Linked DNA regions of Homo sapiens: region 2 is linked to region 1. A link is a loop called in an ENCODE intact Hi-C map of the cell type or tissue named here. Cell type or tissue: testis. All regions are shown on one strand. Each heading gives the region's core, and the rest is flanking DNA. Links, peaks and the distances in the headings are about the cores only.

Region 1 (4,926 bases), core at 335-4,334:
ACACACACACACACACACACAAAGTTAGCCGGGCGTGGTGGCAGGCGCCTGCAGTCCCAGATACTCAGGAGGCTGAGGCAGGAGAATGGTGTGAAACCGGGAGGCAGAGCTTGCACTGAGCCGAGATCACGCCACTGCACTCCAGCCTGGGCAACAGAGCGAGACTCTGTCTTAAACAAAAACAAACACAAAAACAGACCAAAAAAAAACCAAAGAAAAAAAGACACTCTGAGCCCCAATATCAAGGAGCTTATAGTTTGAAGGATGGGGAATAAAGTGACTAAAACAGCCAAGTGTAATGTGGGGTGTGAGGGACAAAACACATAAAACACAAACAAATAGACACACACTTACGGCCTAAAGCTAAATGAAAATCCAGAGAAATGTAATAAATTTTATATAACAAATCTCAACTTATTTAAATGTTTTATTATCTCGCCATTTCTCTTGCTATAAAAATATCTTTTGGAAAATTAAATGTTCTTTTAAACATCCTTACTTTCTAATTATGTCTATCTTTTGCTCTTTTTTTTTGAGATGAAGTCTCGCTCTGTTGGAGTGCAATGGCGTGATCTCAGCTCACTGCAACCTCCGCCTCCCGGGTTCAAGCAATTCTCTTGCCTCAGCCTCCTGAGTAGCTGGGATTACAGGCATGTGCCACCACGCCCGGCTAATTTTTGTATTTTTAGTAGAGATAGGGTTTCTCCATGTTGGTAAGACTGGTCTCAAACTCCTGACCTCGTTATCTGCCTGCCTTGGCCTCCCAAAGTGCTGGGATTACAGGCGTGAGCCACCGTGCTGAGCCTATCTTTTGCTCTTTAAAATTTTATTCTCCTGTGACCCACTGGTACAGGATACAGTAACGTATAACACAGCAAGAGACATCTAACCCACTCAAGAATCATGAGATTTTCCTGACAGTATTTATACAAGAGGCCTAAATTGAAAATGTCATTAATTTAAAAGAACATGTTAGCCAGGCAGTGGCTCATGCCTGTAATCTCAACAGGCATGGAGGCCGAGGCGGGAGGACCAAAAGGTCAGGAAATCGAGACCTTCCTGGCTAACATAGTGAAACCATCTCTACTAAAAAAAAAAAAAAAAAATTAGCTGGGTGTGGTGGCGGGTGCCTGTAGTCCCAGCTACTCAGGAGGCTGAGACAGGAGAATGGCATGAACCCAGGAGGTGGAGCTTGCAGTGAGCCAAGACTGCGCCACTGCACTCCAGCCTGGGCAACAGAGCAAGACTCCGTCTCAAAAAAAAAAAAAAAAAAAAAAAAACACCACGTAAAAATTAACATGCTGTGGACAAGAACCTAAAAGCAGATAAAACAAATTCTACATCAGAAAAAAAATGCAGGAATCTAATTTTGGCATACTCTTATGCAGTGAAACCTTTCCTTCCTTTAAAATATACCAGGCATTTCTTTCCAATTATGTGAATGAAACTTAGCTAAAGGGCCGGACTTAGACATCATTCTGTTCTTTTAGCTTGTGAAGCACTCATTATATACACCTAATTTGCTGATTTATGATTCCTCTTTTACATGTGTTTTGTCTTCCCAACTATAACACTGTGACATACAGCACTTTGATGTACATGTATATTTTTATAACCTTAATATTTAGTAGTAATCGGTACAAAGGAAACGCACAATATGCACCCCAGGTGAACAAATATATATGCTATGGTAGTTGGACAAAGGGTATAGCTACAGCAAAAAGCAAAGCGAATACCTTTAAAAGACAGGACACTTACAGAAAAAGGAAATAAAATGTTTTAAATTAATTTATGTAATTTCCAATACCAAAGTTACTTAAAGATGAAGGAAAATTAATGTTCAGAAGTTCTAGTGTATTTTGTGAAATAAATCTTTAGGTTAGAGAAGCCTCCCAGTTAAAATTAAAAAGGTAATCATGTTGACTAAGTATGGTGGCTCATGCTTACAATCCCAGCACTCTGGCAGGCCAAGGTGGGAGGATTGCTCAAGCCCAGCAGCCAGCAGCATGGGCAACACAGCGAGACACCATCCCTACAAAACATTAAAAAAAAAAAAAATTTAGTAGGGCATGGTGGGGCATGCCTATGTTCCCAGCTACTCGGGAGGCTGAGGTGGGAGGATTGCTTGACCGCAGCTATTTGAAGCTGCAGTGATGGTGCCAATGCACTCCAGCCTGAGGAACAGAGTGAGAATCTGTCTCAACAAAGAAGAAAGAAAGAAACAAAAATTTTTTAAATTAATTTTGTCTGTAACAAATGTAACTACAGTGTTGATAAACTAGTATAATCATATCTATTTTCAACCTGGAAAACATCTTCCAGAACCATCAAATGTGATAAAAAACAGAGATGCAGATTTAAGAACAAAAGGAGGATTTAAAATTATACAACAGTAAAATGGGACAGAAGTAAATCACCTTTTCTTGGTACGGCAGACCATGGCCAAAATTAAATCTGGGGCTCATAACACATGAGTAAAACAATAGTAGTAAAGAAACAAGGAATGACTACACTAAAGATCCCTGAAGAATAAAGTATGAAGGACCTACTTGGACCACATAGTCAAATTGTGCTTATTAATTTCTCAGTCCATCACAGAACGTGATCTAAAATAGTTTCAAACCATAATAAAACATTTAAAGAAATGAGAACCTCTTTTAGGGCACATTATTTGCTCCTGCACTATCACTCTTAATCTATGATTTATGATGTATTAAAGATATTGCCACTGAATATACTTAATATTCTTAAAAAAAGACACTGGCATTAAAATCTCATCACATTCAACTCTAAATGTGCTCAAACTTTGTCAAGGTTTAAGTCAGATTAGCTAAGTAAATCCATGTCACTATTCTACCATAATGATGATAAGAGAATGCAGGTGAAGGACAATACTTAAAAGACAAATAATCAAAGAAATTAGACATATTTTAAATGAAAATACTACTAGAAGTATCATGTGCCCCATAATAAAGTCAAGAAAAAAATTTCTATTTTTCAGAGATAAATGAAATATAGTAGGTAAAAAGGCAGTGTATCATAACTGAAATTAGCTAAATCAAAGAATCCCAAGAAACTAATGTTGCCTCAGGTTTCTCAAAATATGACTACATTCCTCAAGGTAGCACAGACAGAAAAGTTAAATTACTCATTAACAGGTATCACTACACCTTCATTTTCTGATCTTTCTTCATTTCAGAAGCCAACCTCTTCCAAGGCATTCCCAGAACCACAAAAGGCAAAACAGCTTTGTGATCTTTAGTACTTGGCTTTTCCATTCCCGAGTTAACCTTACATATGGTTTTTTTTGTTGTTGTTGTTCTTGTTTTTTGAGACGGAGTTTCGCTCGTTGCCCAGGCTAGAGTACAGTGGCACAATGATGGCTCACTGCAGTCTCAACCTCTTGGCTCAAGGGATCCTCCTACCTCACCCCACTGATACCCCTGTCCCCGCCGCCACCTGCACCAAAATACCTGGCTAATTTTTAAATTTTTTGTAAACACAGGGTCTCGCTATGTTACCCAGGATGGTCTCAAACTTCTGGCCTTAAATGACCCTCCCACTTCAGCCTCACGAAGTCCTGGGATTACAGGCTTGAGCCACTGTGCCCGGCCCATATTTTATTTATATATATGTTTTTTTGGAGATGGGGTCTCACTCTTGTCACCCAGGCTGAAGTGCAGTGGCAGGATCATGGCTCACTGCAGTCTCGACCTTTTGAGCTCAAGCAATGCTCCCACATAGCTGGGACCACAGACATGAACCACCATACCCAGCTAATTTTTTAAATTTTTGTCCAGATGAGGTCTTGCTATACTGCCTAGGCTGGTATAGAACTCCCAGACTCAAGCGATCTACTTGCCTCGGCCTCCTGAAGTGTTAGGATTACAGGCGTGGGCCACTGTGCCATAGCCCATATTTTTAACTAGAATATTTATTGTCAGAGTTTTCAACAGTCCAGTCTCCTCTTTCTCCCAAAAGATAACCTGTAAGTGGCCTTCCTGTACCCACCAATACAAACAGACCTGTTTGCTTCATGATAAAAGCAATAAGCTCCATTAGAGCAAAATATACTAAAGATTCATTACATGCCCCCTCAAACAGTCAACTACAATAAAAATGCCAGGAAAAACAAAACTCTGAATTTATAATTCTTTATTTTCCTACCTTCGCACTGGTTCCTTGGAAGAATCTTCCACCTTGTTTTTATCACATTTTCCAAAATTTGTAGTCCATAGTACTGAAAATTGGAGAATAGAAGCATGTGAATATATTGCTTATAGGACTGGCAACTCTCAGGATTCACAAATGGACAGACATTCACACATTTACATCTAAAGTTTCAAAAACATTATGCTACCAAGTTTAATTACACATATTAAACAAGTATCTATTCACCCATATACTGAGTTTTCATGCATTTTCCTCATTTTATTGTTTGCTACTCTATATAACGTCCTGCTGTTTATACATGCTCACACCAGGAGGAAGAACCAAATAAAAAGCCCTTTAGCAGCCAAATAGGCTTATCTGTCGAAGGAAAAGTAGCAGCCAGATATGAATTCACAGCATAAATGACTGCTCATAGGCTCACGTACTTTAACACGAACAGGCTCCTAAGAATTTAGCAGCTTGGATGCTATCAAGCTTCCTACCATCCTCTAGGAGTTATAAGCTTTTGGCCAAATATTAAAGTATTGTCACAGATACTTTCTATAGAAAGTGTTTACAAGCATCACTGGTGTGTTACTTAAGGAGCAGCAAGACAACCCATGGGTTTATTTTATATTTTAACCCCACCCTTATAGTTGCTATTTCTACTAATTTAAAGATAAACTTTTGTGCACAGTCAAAATAATCACAAACGCATGTTGCAATCTGTATCTACCTTTCAGGTATTTCTTCCTAAATACTGAAAGTTATAAC
Region 2 (4,926 bases), core at 428-4,427, 290 kb before region 1:
CACAATCACATGAAAAAAATGTGTAACCATTTTGAGAAAAATGCATACCAAAACCACAATAAGATACCACTTCATACCTTCTAGGATGGCTAAAATAAAAGACAGTATCAGCTGCTGAAGATTATGGTGAAATTAGAACACTTATATATCACTGGCAAGAATGTCAAACACTGCAGTCACTATAAAAAAACAGTTTACCAGCTGGGTGCAGTGGCTCAAGCCTATAATCCCAGCACTTTGGGAGGCTGTGGTGGATCACCTGAGGTCAGGAGTTCGAGACCAGCCTAGCCAACATGGCAAAACCCCACTTCTACTAAAAATACAAAAATTAGCCGGGCGTGGTGGTGGGCACCTGTAATCTCAGCTAAGGAAGCTGAGGCAGGGAGAACTGTGTGAAGCCGGGAGGTGGCGGTTGCAGTGAGACGTGATCACGCCATTGCACTCCAGCCTGGTTGACAGAGTGAGACTCCAACTCAAAAACAACACCAACCAACCAACCAAACAAAAAACACCAGTTTACCGCTGGTGCAGTGGCTGTAGTAACAGCACACTGGGAGGCCAAGGCGGGCAAATCACCTGAGGTGAGGAGTTTGAGACCAGCCTGGCCAAAATGGTGAAATCCCGTCTCTACTAAAAATACAAAAAATTAGCTGGGCACGGTGGTGCGCGCCTGTAATCCCAGCTACTTGGAAAGCTGAGGCAGGAGAATCACTTGAACCCTGGAGGCGGAAGTTGCAGTGAGCCAAGACCACGGCACTGCACTCTAGCCTGGGCCACAAGAGCGAAACTCCGTCTCAAAAAAAAAAAAAACAAAACACAAAAACAAAAAACAGTTTACCAGTTCTAAAAACATACACAAAGAAGTGACAAAGTATATCCAAACAAAAACTTGTACTAAAAGTTCCTAACAGCATTACTAAAAACAGCCAAAAAGTAGAAACATCTCAAATATTCAGCTGATGAACAGGTAACACAAAATGTGGACTATATACATTTGACAAACTATTTGGCAAAAAAAGAAAATGTAATATGGATACATGCTGTGACATGAATAAATCCTGAAAAGATTGTTAAATCGAAGCAGTAAGTCACAAAAGACTAATAGTGTATGAGTCCATTTATATGAAATGGTCAAAATAGGCAAATCTATAAAGATAGAAAGTAGACTAGTAGTTGTCAGGTATTGAGGAGAGAGGACAGGATGAAATAGGAACTGATTGCTAATGGGTATAGGGTTTTTTTTTGGTGGGGGGTGGGGGTGGCAAATGTTCCAAAATTAGGTAGTAGTGATGGCTGCACAACTTTGTGACTATACTAAAAACCACTAAATTTTACATTTTGAAAGGTCTGGGTAAATTTTATGGTATAAGAATTGTAACTTAGGCCAGGCTCAGTGGCTCACAACTATAATCCCAGAACTCTGGGAGGCTAAGTTGGGAGGACTGCCTGATCCCAGGAATTTGAGACCAGCCTAGGCAACAGGGGAGAGACACTCTCTCTACAAAAAAATACAAAAATTAGCCAGGTGTGGTGGTGTGTGCTTGTAGTTCCAGCTACTCAGGAGGCTGAGGTGGGAGAATTGCTTGAGCCCAGGAGGTGGAAGCTGCAGTGAGCCATGAAGTACCACCGCACTACAGCCAGGGTGACAGAACAAGACTCTGTCTAAAAACAAAACAAAACAAAATTACCAGGTGTGGTGGTGTGTGCGTGTAGTCCTACCTGCTGAGGCAAGAGGACTGCTTGTGACAGAGCAAAACCCTCTAAAAAAATATATATACATATATATGTATGTTCTATATAAATTTATAAATATATAAATATGATATATAACATATATATGTAATATATACACACACGCATATATATCTCAATAGTAACTGGAAAGTGGCATACGTCAACTAAGTTTTTGATTTTGTGAAAAGTGACTATAAAGTAATATTTAAATTTCATTGTCTATTTTACCCAACAATTTAAAGAAAACAAACTGTTTCGTTTGACAGTTCAGACCCAATCACAGAAATAAGTTACAGCCTTTTCATTAGCTTTTGAGGTCACTATAGTACCCTACCATGGTTAGAATGTGTAAGGATTTTAAAAGAATCAGTATAACTCATAAAGCATCTAATAATAAAGAGCAGGATCTAATAATAAAAGAACAGGAAATTACAGTCAATCTTCCTATATCCAGGAAATGTGCATAATTTTAATCACCTTATTAGAGTGAGAGCTGATGTTAAAAGAACCTGGTGAAACCAACAACAAAATGACTTTTATGATAGGAGGCAGATCTTTTCAAACTATTATCAATATTAGGTTAAGACACACTTATAAGCAAATTGAGAATAATTAAATTGAAAGTAACTTCTTTTCCAAATAATTTTTTTCAAACATATTTTTCCTTACCTGTCTCACAATTTGATTAGGGCACTTAATTAGTATCTGCATTGGCCACCAGTCGTCATCAGCCATACGATCTAAAAACCACTGTTAAAAAAAAATACAGCATGACTTTAACATTCAACAAATATTTGTTACATGGGATAACAGTCACATAAGAATTTTATTTCTAGTCAATGTTTTAATTCTTTTAAGTTCTTACCAGAAAAGTTTCTCTAATTGTCATAAAAGTCAAACTCTAAAATCATAATAAGGGTTACCTCATTACACAACTCCATGGAATGCCATTTACATTATAGTACACAATGTGCATGACAATCTGTGGTCCTTTATCATAATAAAATATCATTCTCTTAGCCCTCATAAATGTGACATAGAATCTTTAGTTCTTATTAATTATATATATATATATATTCCCCCCCCCCTTTTTTTTTTTTTTTTTTGAGACAGATCTTGCTCCGTTGCCCAGGCTGGAGTGCAGTGGCACGATCTCGGCTCACTGAAACCTCTGCCTCCCAGGTTCAAGTGATTCTCCTCCCGAGTAGCTGGGATTACAGGCACGCACCACAATCCCTGGCTGATTTTTGTATTTTTAGTAGAAATGGGGTTTCACTATGTTGGCCAGGCTGGTCTTGAACTCCTGACCTCAGGTGATCTGGCCGCCTCAGCCTCCTAAAGTGCTGGTATTATAGGCGTGAGCCATGTCACCCGGCCACCTATTAATAATATGTGATATGAGCATGATTAATTTTCTTTCTGTTTAAAAACAAATTATGATCTAATTAGCACTTGAGAAACTCTGGATCTATCGAACAGCCATGAGAAGAGAAGGAAACAGAGGAACATGTTAAACACCACCAGGAAAATGCAATTAGTCAAAGAAAGCATGTGGGAAATCCTACAGCACAAATGACAAAAAATGGCATGGAGAAAAAAAAAGTAACTTTTATAGATTAAGGAAGACTTAACAAACAGATGAATGCAAAATGTGGAACTTGTTTGAACCACTCATTTAAACCAATCAACTGAAAATTTTTTTTTGAGATGGAGAAAACTGAACATAGGATGGGTATTAGATGACAAGAATAAATCACTTCTGGCCAGGTGTAATGGCTCATGCCTGTAATCTCAGCACTCTGGGAGGCAGAGGCAGGAGGATAGCTTGAAGCCTGGAGTTTGAGACCAGCTGGGCAACAAAGAGACTCTGTCTCTATAAAAAAAGAAAAAAAATTAGCTGAGTGTGTTGGTATGTGCCTGTGGTCCCAGCTACTCGGGAGGCTGAGGGAGGAGGCTGAGGCAGGATTGCTCAAGCCCAGGATTTTGAGGTTGCAGTGAGCTATGACTGTGCACCACTGCATTCAACAGCCTGGATGACAGAGTGACACCCACTCTGGGGGTAAAAAAAAAAAAAAAAGTTATAAAGATGAGAAGTCACTTCTAATATTACTGGGAGTGAATGAAATTGTGGTTGCATATGTTTTTGAAGTTTTCTTATGTTAGAAATATATACTGGGTGTTTATGGATGCATGATCTATTTAGGTTTCCTTTAAAATTCTTCCATTATGGAAAAAAAAGGAATAGGGGATAGATGAAACAAGAAAGAAAGATTATTATTATTTATTGAAGTTGAGGAACAGGTATGTGACAGCTTATTATCCCTTTCTACTTTTGTCCATGTTTCCAAATTCTCATTACAAAATTTCAAAAAGTTACACTTTAGTGTTTGAAATTTCTGAGGAATAGATTCCCTTACTCTATTTCTATAAGGTATAATCAGATGAACTTCTAAATATGCAAAAAACCTTTAACTATAATTCATCTATTATATACCAGACTGCTATTCCCCACTTCTGTTAATTCGTAAGACTTGCCTTCCTATGGAGATTTACAACTCTTTGGTTGCTAACCTAGAAGTTAAGATGGCAATATGATTAAGCTGTCATTACCTTTGAGTGGGTTATCCTTAGGGATGCACCTCTTAAAATAGGGGATGGAGAGAGAAAACCAGGCATAAACTGATCTACTGAGACAGGTGGATAGGTGAATTTTTTTTTGGCGGGGAGAGTGGGGAAAGAGGAAGTGACAGATGATGTTAAGCATTTTCTAACAACATACAAAAGTAGTTAAGAGAGGGATGGAAGAAATAGGAAGATGATGTTGGCCAAAGAGTACAAAGTTTCAGGTTTATTTTTTATTTTTATTTTGTTAAATTGAGACAGAGTCTCACTCTGTCGCCCAGGCTGGAGTGCAGTGGTGTGATCTCAGCTCACTGCTTCTCTGCCTCAAGGGTTCAAGTGATTCTCCTGCCTCAGCCTCCCCAGTAGTTGGGATTACAAGTGCACACCACCATGACCAGTTAATTTTATTTTTAGTAGAGATGTAGTTTTGCATGTGGGCCGGGCTGGTCTTGAACTCCTGACCGCAAGTGATCCGCCCGCCTCAGCCTCCCAAAGTGCTGGGATTACAGGCGTGAGCCACCATGCACAGTCCCAAGTTTCTGTTTTAAATAAATTCTGGGGATCTTATGT

The links. A loop is a pair of places that touch in the nucleus more often than their neighbours do. Peaks named below come from ENCODE experiments on the same cell type or tissue, not always from the same donor. Only the 100,000 strongest peaks of a DNase experiment are listed, where the experiment ranks them.
Region 2: a loop joins it to region 1, with 6 times the contacts of the local background. A loop is called at or near these places in 1 of 110 quality-filtered maps.

What each region holds. Positions count from the first base shown.
Region 1 is chr2:61,518,444-61,523,369 of GRCh38, forward strand. It overlaps XPO1 (exportin 1), which reads right to left. Exons shown (of 25, transcript NM_003400.4): 4 at 4,168-4,240. Among named protein-coding and RNA genes, the nearest start is that of XPO1, 17 kb to the right of the region's middle. In testis, for the core only: no CTCF peak of the experiment used is centred there; a DNase peak (open chromatin) is centred at 2,138; H3K27ac peaks cover 725 bases.
Region 2 is chr2:61,230,049-61,234,974 of GRCh38, forward strand. It overlaps USP34 (ubiquitin specific peptidase 34), which reads right to left. Exons shown (of 80, transcript NM_014709.4): 58 at 2,404-2,484. Among named protein-coding and RNA genes, the nearest start is that of C2orf74-AS1, 54 kb to the left of the region's middle. In testis, for the core only: no CTCF peak of the experiment used is centred there; no DNase peak of the experiment used is centred there.